Linked DNA regions of Homo sapiens: region 2 is linked to region 1. Evidence: chromatin contacts called from ENCODE POLR2A ChIA-PET data. All regions are on one chromosome and are shown on one strand. Each heading gives the region's core, a stretch centred on a gene start or an enhancer-like site at or near the end of the contact. The rest is flanking DNA. Distances are from core to core; before and after follow the strand shown.

Region 1 (4,365 bases), core at 479-2,978:
ACTTCAAGCAGTGGACACCAGCCAAATGTCCTCCAATTCGATTCTTACACTATCTACCTAGAGATGGCGTCAGATCCCATGGGTTGGGTCTCAGTCCCCAAGACTGTCTCCTCTACACCAGTTGCAAGTCTGGGCCTCTGAAACTTCTGACCAACTAGCTTGAAGTTGAGATTCCCAGGAATCCCCTCTTTGGGTTTGATTAATTTTCTGGAGCAGCTCACAGAATTCAGGGAAACACTTAAATTTACTTGTTTATTATAAGGAATATTACTAAGAATACAGATGAAGAAACACATAGGGAGAGACATAGGGGAAGGGATGCAGAGTTCCATGCCCTCCCTGGGCTCCACCCTCCAGGAGCCTCCATGTGTTCAGCTATCTAGAAGCTCCCTGAACCCAGTCCTCTTGGATTTTTATGGAAACTTCGTGACATCAGCATTCCTTCCCCCAGGGTATGAGGCGAGGCCCTCATCGGGGAGACTCTTAAGACCCACAATCAGAAAGACAGGGAACATTAGAATCCTGCCTTGGGTCAGGTAAAAGGAATGCAGGAAAGAGATTATTTCCTGAGGCCTGCCCCTGAGACCTAACACACCCAGCATTATAACGAAAGACTGTAACAAGGGATGTGGGAGTTATGAACCAGGAACTAACTGTGAAGGAGAACATCATCGACTGTGCCAAACGAGCTCAGATGTCCAGGAAGGGGCTGACTAAAATGCATTATTTGAATATCATGATGCAGAAGATATATATATCTATATATCTATATAGATAGATGAAAACAAATATGTATATTTTCTATAATGTTCTATAACACAAGAAGTTTCCCAAACATTTATTTACATTGTTTGTTTATTCCCAAATATTTATATTTCCCAAATACGACAGCAGGGAGACTGAGAAATCACAAAGGACAGATGAGAGCGATGTTACTTAATGCCACAGAACAGGACATCATTTAAAGGAGTTACTCAAAGTGTTTCAGTTACTGCCATTAGGAACTCCTAAGCCCCTCGGCAGTGTGGGTGGTACGGGGTAGGTGTTGAGGTTAGCAGCACCCACAGGCTTCTCTTCACGCAGGATATGCTATATAGTGAATCGGTATCAAGACTGGAGGAAGGTAAGGGTTTCCAGAAAACCACCTTCAGGCCATGGTTTGGAGTAGTCTTATTGAAGTTTACAGAATCAAAAGTTACAGATAATTAGGAGGCATTGAAATACAGACCTGTTTTCTTTTTTCTTTCTTTCTTTTTTTTTTTTTTTTTTGAGACGGAGTCTCACTCTGTTACCCAAGCTGGAGTGCAGTGGTGAGATCTCGGCTCACTGCAACCTCTGCCTCCTGGGTTCAAGTGATTCTTCTGCCTCAGCCTCCCAAGTAGCTGGGACTACAGGCGCACCCCACCACACCTGCCTAATTTTTGTATTTTCAGTAGAGATGGGTTTCCACACATTGGCCAGGCTGGTCTCAAACTCCTGACCTCGTGATCTGCCCGCCTTGGACTCCCAAGTACTAGGATTACAGGCATGAGCCACTGTGCCCAGCTGACCCAGTTTCTACGACCAGTTTAGCCACAAAGTAGACATGTAACCAGAGGAAAGTGACTTAACCTCCTAGGGCCTCAGCTTCCCATATTACACACCCCTGGGATGAGAATGATAGGAGGTGTAGCGGGGTTGAGCTGGATAATATAAGGTTCCTTACAGCTCTAGACATTTATGATTTAACATTTTTTATGGATTGCTAATGCTGCTTTTTTTTTTGTTTTAAATGTCAAATTCTTGCATGTATAAGGCCTTGATTCTTTCAGGCCTGGGTTGTGTTGATTTATGGGCATGAGCTAATTCCAGATGACTCATTCTAGAAGTGATTGTGTAAGTATCCTTTACTTAGCTAAACATATGCAACATAAATTCATCTACTATAACATATGTTCTCTCAGAACATGCTACTGGCCAGAGTTATTAGATTTTGTTCACACCATAGATCCTGCTGTATTTTACAGCACTTCAGAATAACAATCATTCTTTTAAAACCCTTCTACACACCTTTGCTGTTTCTGTAAATACACCTGTCCTTTACAAGCATCTGGCTCTTTCTATGCATTCTTCCTCCAGAAATCATAGTATTATAGATTTGGAAAATGCTTGGCCTTCATTTTCCTGTTACAGACTGGTTTAGGTGTCCCTCTTAATTGTTCTTAATGCATTCAGTATATTCATTCATTTCTTAATTCATTAAAAATATGCACCATGCCAGGTGTTGGGGACATTGCAATGAACAAGACAGGCATGGCCCCTGCTCTCATTCAGTCATGTCTAGGGGTAAAGGTAAACCTTGGATAAGTAATAATTGGTGTGCTGACTGTTAAGAAGAACTACAGTGCTATACAAGCTGTATGATCATATTGGGCTTTAACCAATTCCTTGGGAATCAGATTTCTAGATGAAGTGGCATTTAAGTTGAAATCTGAGTAGTGAGTAGGAGTTAGCCAGGCAAAGATGAGGAGGGGGACCACTCCAAGCTGAGAGAACAGCTGAAATGAGAAAGTCCATGCAATATTTTTTTTTTTTTTTTTTTTTTTTACCATAAGAAGATCACACCGGCCAGAATGGAGAGAGGGCTGGGGAGGGTGATTTGACCTGAGTCTAGAGAGGCAGGCACAGATCAGACCAGGATGCTTATGGCAGGCCACGCTAAGGATTTTGGACTTTATCCTTATGGAAGTTGGAAATCATTAAGAGTTTAAAGAGAGATATGATCAAATCTGATATTTTAAATAAAGCTCATTTGGCTGTGATGTGGCAAGTGGGCTGGAGGGCAGGGTGGTGAGAGGAGACACAGGAAGCTCAGTTGGGACATTCCTGCTGTGGTTCAGACGAGAGCTATGTGGGCTTGGACTAGGGCAGTGTGTCTGCTTCAAGGGGAAAGGGTTTGGTGTTTTGTGGAATTTGGGGAATGAGGGAATGTTTCATGAAGCCGAAGGGGAGAGTGTTTTTAAAAGGAGGACATCATCGACTGTGCCAGATGGAGCTGAGATGTCCAGGAAGGGGCTGACTACACTAGAATGCATTATTTGAATATCATGATGTGGAAGATTTTTTGGGGGGGGGGGGCAGACTCTTGCTCTGTCACCCACACTGGAGTGCAGTGGTGTGATCTCAGCTCACTGCAACCTCTACCTCCCGGGTTCAAGTGATTCTCCTGCCTCAGCCTCCCGAGTAGCTGGGACTACAGGTGTGCACCACCACGCCTGGCTAATTTCTTGTATTTTTAGTAGAGATGGGGTTTTGTCATGTTGGCCAGCCTGGTCTCGAACTCCTGGACTCAAGTGATCCGCCCACTTTGGCCTCCCAAAGTGCTGGGATTAGATGTGAGCCACCGCACCCACCCAGAAAGATATTTTTGACCTCAGGAAGAATGCTTTTGGTGGAATGACGAGGGTGAAATCCATAGTGTGTGGCTTAAGGAGTGAATGGAAAGAAGAGGAGGAGAGAGAGGTGGAGAGACTACACCTCTTTCCAGAAGTTTGGCTCTGAAAGTAAAGAGAAAGGGTTAATACTAGATGGTAACAGTAAGTAAAGAAAGAATTGTAGTTTTACAGTTTTTTTGTTTATTTGTTTGTTTGTTTTTTGAGGCAGAGTCTCACTCTGTCGCCAGGCTAGAGTGCAGTGGCATGATCTTGGCTCACTGCAGCCTCTACCTCCCGGGTTCAAGCAATTCTTCTGCCTCAGCCTCCCTAGTAGCTGGGACTATGGGCACGTGCTGCCACGCCTGTCTAATTTTTTTGTATTTTTAGTAGAGACAGGGTTTCACCATGTTGGCCAAGATGGTCTTGATCTTCTGACCTTGTGATCTGCCCACCTTGGCCTCCCAAAGTGCTGGGATTACAGGAGTGAGCCACTGCACCCGGCCAGTTTTACAGTTTTTAAAATGGGAGAAGCTTCCACACATTTAGATGCTAAAGGAAGGAACAGATAGGAAAGATTTAAGAATCAGGAGAGAAAAGAGACAATAGCTTAAGATTCCCGACTATGGGGTAGAGGAGAATGCTTAGAACCAAGGTGGAGGAATTGGTCATTTGTCACATTTGCTGACATTTTACTGACATTTTCTGGCTGGATGTCTGTCTCCTTCACTGGGCTGTAACCTCCTGAAGGTGAAGGCTGAAATTCTATTTGATTTTATATCCCTAGCACTTAGTGTAGGACTTAGCACGATAATGTGCCCTCTGAGTGTTTGGCTGGGCTGACGTGTCACTTGTGGTAGGAAGGTCTCTACAGATGTGTTCCCTTAAGGATATAGACTGAAGGCCTTGAATGCTTAGGAAGCTGGGGATTGACTTGAGGTAGGTAGGGCTTCTT
Region 2 (4,365 bases), core at 1,218-3,717, 110 kb before region 1:
GCTCAGCCAAGTCTGTAACACTTTTTAAATATCTTGAGGGAATCTTAAGGGAATATATAGAGGTTTTCATGTGGTCGGTCGCCATTTTGAATTGATCAGAGCAGAACTCTTGTGAGCACTTGAATTTAGAGGAAAGCAGGTGCAGGTATTTATTCTATCCCAGCCTAACTTGACCACTGAAAGGCCCAGAAAAATCATATCGGGCATAATATGTCACTCTCTTGAAAGAGATAGGCAATACTTAATAAAAACAAAAATTCCATTTCAAGATAAAGGTCAAACTCAACTTTTAAAATATACAAACTATTCCTTTTGAGAACCATGAATAGAAACCCAGACACCTTATTTCCACTCTACCCTTCACTCTTTCTCTTGGGCCTAAGTAATTACCTACACTTTCCATTTCCAGACTTAAGGACAACTCCTTATATAAAGTAAAAATCTGCCACCCACTTTAGCCATCCTTATCCCCTGACCAGCCAGGCAAGCCCTGCCCTACACTCATTCTCAGGACCTCTGGAGGCGTCTTCAGAGCCTCTGGCGTTTGCTTGGGGTGTTGGAAAGGTCGCAGCCTCCCAGAACCGGATGTGTCACTCACTCCAGCAAAAGATGCAGACTCCACAGGGTTGGGGAGAGAGAAGAGGATCTGCTGGGATCATGATGAGAGGTGCGTGTGTGTGTGTGTGTGTGTGTGTGTGTGTGTGCGCGCGCGCACACGCGCGTGCGTCTGTGAATAATTTCATACTGTAAATTCTGGTAAAAGATCAGGTTTGTCTGTAATTCAGCAGAAGTAGGGGCTTCCATACAAACCTAGCAACAGCCTCTCTACATCAAGTTTTACCTGCTGAGTTAACAGTCACCAACGGAAGGGCATACACAAATTCCTCCAAAGTATTATTAGCTAAAAGAAACAACAGAGGGGCAAATTCCACACATGGAGATCAACGGGTGCTCAGAACTTCCTCTTGTTGTCAGCGCCGATTAAACATCATCTTTGTGAGCTGTAGGCTGTGTAGTGTGCCAAGAATGGTACAGGAGGGAATATAGGTCACTAGGGCTCAAAACACATCTGTACACAGACGCACATACCTTGTTACAGTATAACATGCTACACACATATACATGCTTAAACGCTAGGTTTTCAGAACACTCTCCCATCCTATTTCAGCTCTGCCATTTTAACCCTCCAGATAATTAAGTTAAACCCCAAGACTTAACCAGCCCCGCCCCCACCACCACCAAAAAAAAAAAAACCTCAAGGTACTCAAACAATGGGTCACCTTGCACAGCGTAACACACACGGGTTCCCTAAGAGATCCCCTATAGGGAGAATCGGTAGGTTAATCATTATTAAAATAAGGCTTTTATCATTAACCCTCTATTTCCTGGCCTGAGTCTGCGTCAGCCCTGTAACCCTTTCGCTCCCAGCTGGCTACACCAAGCCACACCTTGCCAAGCCCAGTCATTTTACCAGACTAGCGCCCACTCCCCCAAGTCTGCGTGTCAGAAGATCACCTCCCGCGGGGCATTTTCAGGAAAGCGCCTGACACGTGCCGGAGACGACCTACTGTGCGCTCGCCACCTGTCCTTCCAATAGGCTTTCCCGGACTTTCCCGAGTTTGGGGCAGTGGGCTGGGAGCTGTAAAGGGCTCCCCTCGCTTGCAGAACTCCCAAGTCTAAGATGGCCCGCCCCCTTCTTTCGCCAACCTGGATCCCCGCTTCCGGGCAAGAGGAGGTGCCCAGGGCTCACAGTCGAGACCCTCCTCCCACCCACCTCCCGAGGACTCCCGATTCCTCCCCGAAGCCTTCCCTCTCTGCACTTGGCTCTACAGGCGGTCGGATGGGAACAAACTTCCCGGCACCCCCAGTGACCCTGCCCAACACCACTCTGCCCTAAGGGGCGCCAAGACTTCTCGAGACCTGCGGGAAAGCAGAGGTGGGAAGGGAGAGAGAGGTGAGGAGTACGCAGAGGAAGGTGGAAAACCAACAACCGCGTGAATCTTACCTATCAACTCCCTGGGAACGTCAGAGCTCTCCTCGGTCATGGTTGCCCTGTAGGTGTGGGGGTTATTGCAGGTCCAACTCTGATTTATGGCCCCCTGCCCTTCCCCGAACTCCTCAATTTTTTTAGAGAGGCAGATGCAGCTTGCAAATGGAAGTGGGCAAGAAAAGGGGGGGCGGAGACAGAATTTTGCCGCGCGCCCCCCGCCCCACCAAAAAAAAAAAAAAGAGTTGCAAATGCGAGGCGGATTTGCTGCTGCTGCTACATGACGCCTCCTCGCAGTTCCCGGCGGCTGAATAAGGAGCGGACCGGATTACAAGCGGGCGCGGGGCGCGGGGCGGCTGTGGCGCCTGCTCCTCCTCCCGGCTCGCTGGTCCCCGGCGGGGCTTGGGCCGGCGTAGCTCCCGCCCAGCCTCCGCGCCGCACCTACAGCCCTAGGTGAAAGCGGAAGGCGTGGGAGAGGGCGGGGAGAGCGGCGCGGGGCGGGGGGAGTAGGTTTTCCTCGCGCTCCTGCCGGGCTCCGGCTGGGCGGGGGCAGCTCCGGCCCTCCTCCTTCTCCTCCTTCTCCTTCTCCTCTTCCTCCTGCGTTTCCTCCTCACCTCGCGAGAGCCGGCCTCCGCACCGGTGCGAGGCCGGCCTCCGGTGCCCGAGCGCTGGGTCCCCGGCGTAGGTCGCACCCCCAGGAGAGACGCTGTGCGGTGCTGCGGTGGCGGCGGCGGGCACCGCGCCCCTCCTCGCAGCCTCCCTCCCAAACCGCAAAAGCCCTGCGTCTGGAGAGGGGGCGAGCGGGCTCGCGAGAGAGCCCGGGAGCCATCTGCTGGCTGCGAGGGAGGAGAGCCGGGTGAGCCGGGCTTTCCATTTCCTTGTCCCCACTCCGGGCGGGCCAGGGGACCCAGAAGACGGGAGACGGCAGATTCTGCAGACCCGTCTACACGGAAGCTGGTTCTTTTTGGGACCCTCTTACGCACTTTTTCTTTTTCAACCCTCCCGGTGACATGTCACTTCATCATCGCTATTCTTCATTTCTGATGAGCTAGACGAAACCTGTGAACACTAATCATACCGTGAGAAGACACTTGTGTGTGTGCGTTCAGCTGGTGCTCTGCAGCCGCAGTTCGCTATCTCAGACATTCCCGTTGAGAGCGCCTTGGAAAATGCCTTTCACTCGGAAAAGTCTCTTTTATCCTCGGGGCATATTCAGGAAGCTGAGCTTTAATCACTGGAGCCTATGTAAGCCTGCGGATAGGTCTGATCCTACCTGGGCCCAAACTCCCTATGACTTCCCTGAGCTCCATCCCCAGAGGTTCAACTTCAGGGCCAAGAATACTTTGTGCCTCAATCGCTGCTTTTTAGCCTAGGGCTGGGAATGTCCCAGACTGTCTAATCAGGTTCTGCTTTTAAAGGACAGAAAAGGAGGAAAGGAAAGGGAATCCATGCACTTGGCAATCTAATTTTAAACACTGCTGTTGACCTTGGACCCCTTAGAATCATCTTCAGCCCCACAGCCAGGCCTTACCACTAAGGATTTGCCAACCTGGCCCCTTCCCACCCTCCTTAACCTCTCCCACTCCCTTCTCTATTACAACCAGACTCACTGTTTGCTTCCTCCTTCCTCTTAAGGTTATCTGATTCTTATCTATGTTTTCAAACCCATCCCAATGGTCTACCTTCTTTGTGAATATTTTCCAGGGATTTTCAGATTACTGTGATCCCTAAGCCTCTACAATATGTATTGCCTGAAACACTTTTCTAAACCCAACCATATGGTGTCGTGTTTCATTGCTTGTGTATTTGTCTGGTTTTACTATCTAACTCTTGCATTGTCCCCTGAGTTTGGATTTTTTCTGCCCAACTAGACTGTAGGTGAGTTGAAAGTGGGAATTTATCTTAGACTTTTGAACTTCTTCAACAGCCTAGTTCAAAATAGGTGTTCAATAAACATTTGTTAACTGATTTTAGAGCTTTGGACCTCAGGCCTCCAACCATTTGTTTCAAAAGTGGGCAATTTCTTTAAGCTAGACATTTCCTTAATGCATTAAATATATTTTTTCTGCAGTAAATGGAAATTAACATCTCAAACTGTCTTTCATTCAACCTGGTGTGTTAAAGAGGACTTTTCTGGCACATACCAATGAAGTTTCAGAAATGCCCTGAAGTTTCCAAACCATGTGATAACTTGTGAAAATAAGAACAAAAGTTTGTCTTTTTTTTTTTTTTCCTGTGGCCTGGGTGATGGAAAGAATAAAGGGAAGGCTGTATGGCAGTTCTGTAATTCAGTACTCTTTGGCTTCTTTTAAAGGAAGCTGGGGTTTCAATAAAAGAATCATTTTCACTGCAACAGGATCCTGATTGGCTCCTGCATC

The links. ChIA-PET counts read pairs that join two places held with the same protein, here RNA polymerase II (POLR2A).
Region 2: POLR2A ChIA-PET joins it to region 1 with 12 read pairs in PC-9. The contact joins the promoter of CARMIL1 here to the enhancer-like site in region 1. POLR2A ChIA-PET finds 5 or more read pairs at or near these places in 3 of 52 experiments (HEK293T, PC-9 and activated CD4-positive, alpha-beta T cell).

Annotation. Positions count from the first base shown.
Region 1 is chr6:25,171,559-25,175,923 of GRCh38, reverse strand. No RefSeq gene overlaps it. Among named protein-coding and RNA genes, the nearest start is that of CARMIL1, 110 kb to the left of the region's middle. RefSeq lists an enhancer at 691-1,191. Within about 2 kb of position 1,728, at least 13 of the 41 ENCODE cell types and tissues checked have a DNase peak (open chromatin) inside an H3K27ac peak, as active enhancers do; they include PC-9, where a contact is called at or near this core.
Region 2 is chr6:25,277,476-25,281,840 of GRCh38, reverse strand. It overlaps CARMIL1 (capping protein regulator and myosin 1 linker 1), which reads right to left and starts at 2,467. Exons shown (of 37, transcript NM_017640.6): 1 at 2,006-2,467. The coding sequence starts at 2,045. RefSeq lists a silencer at 2,270-2,739.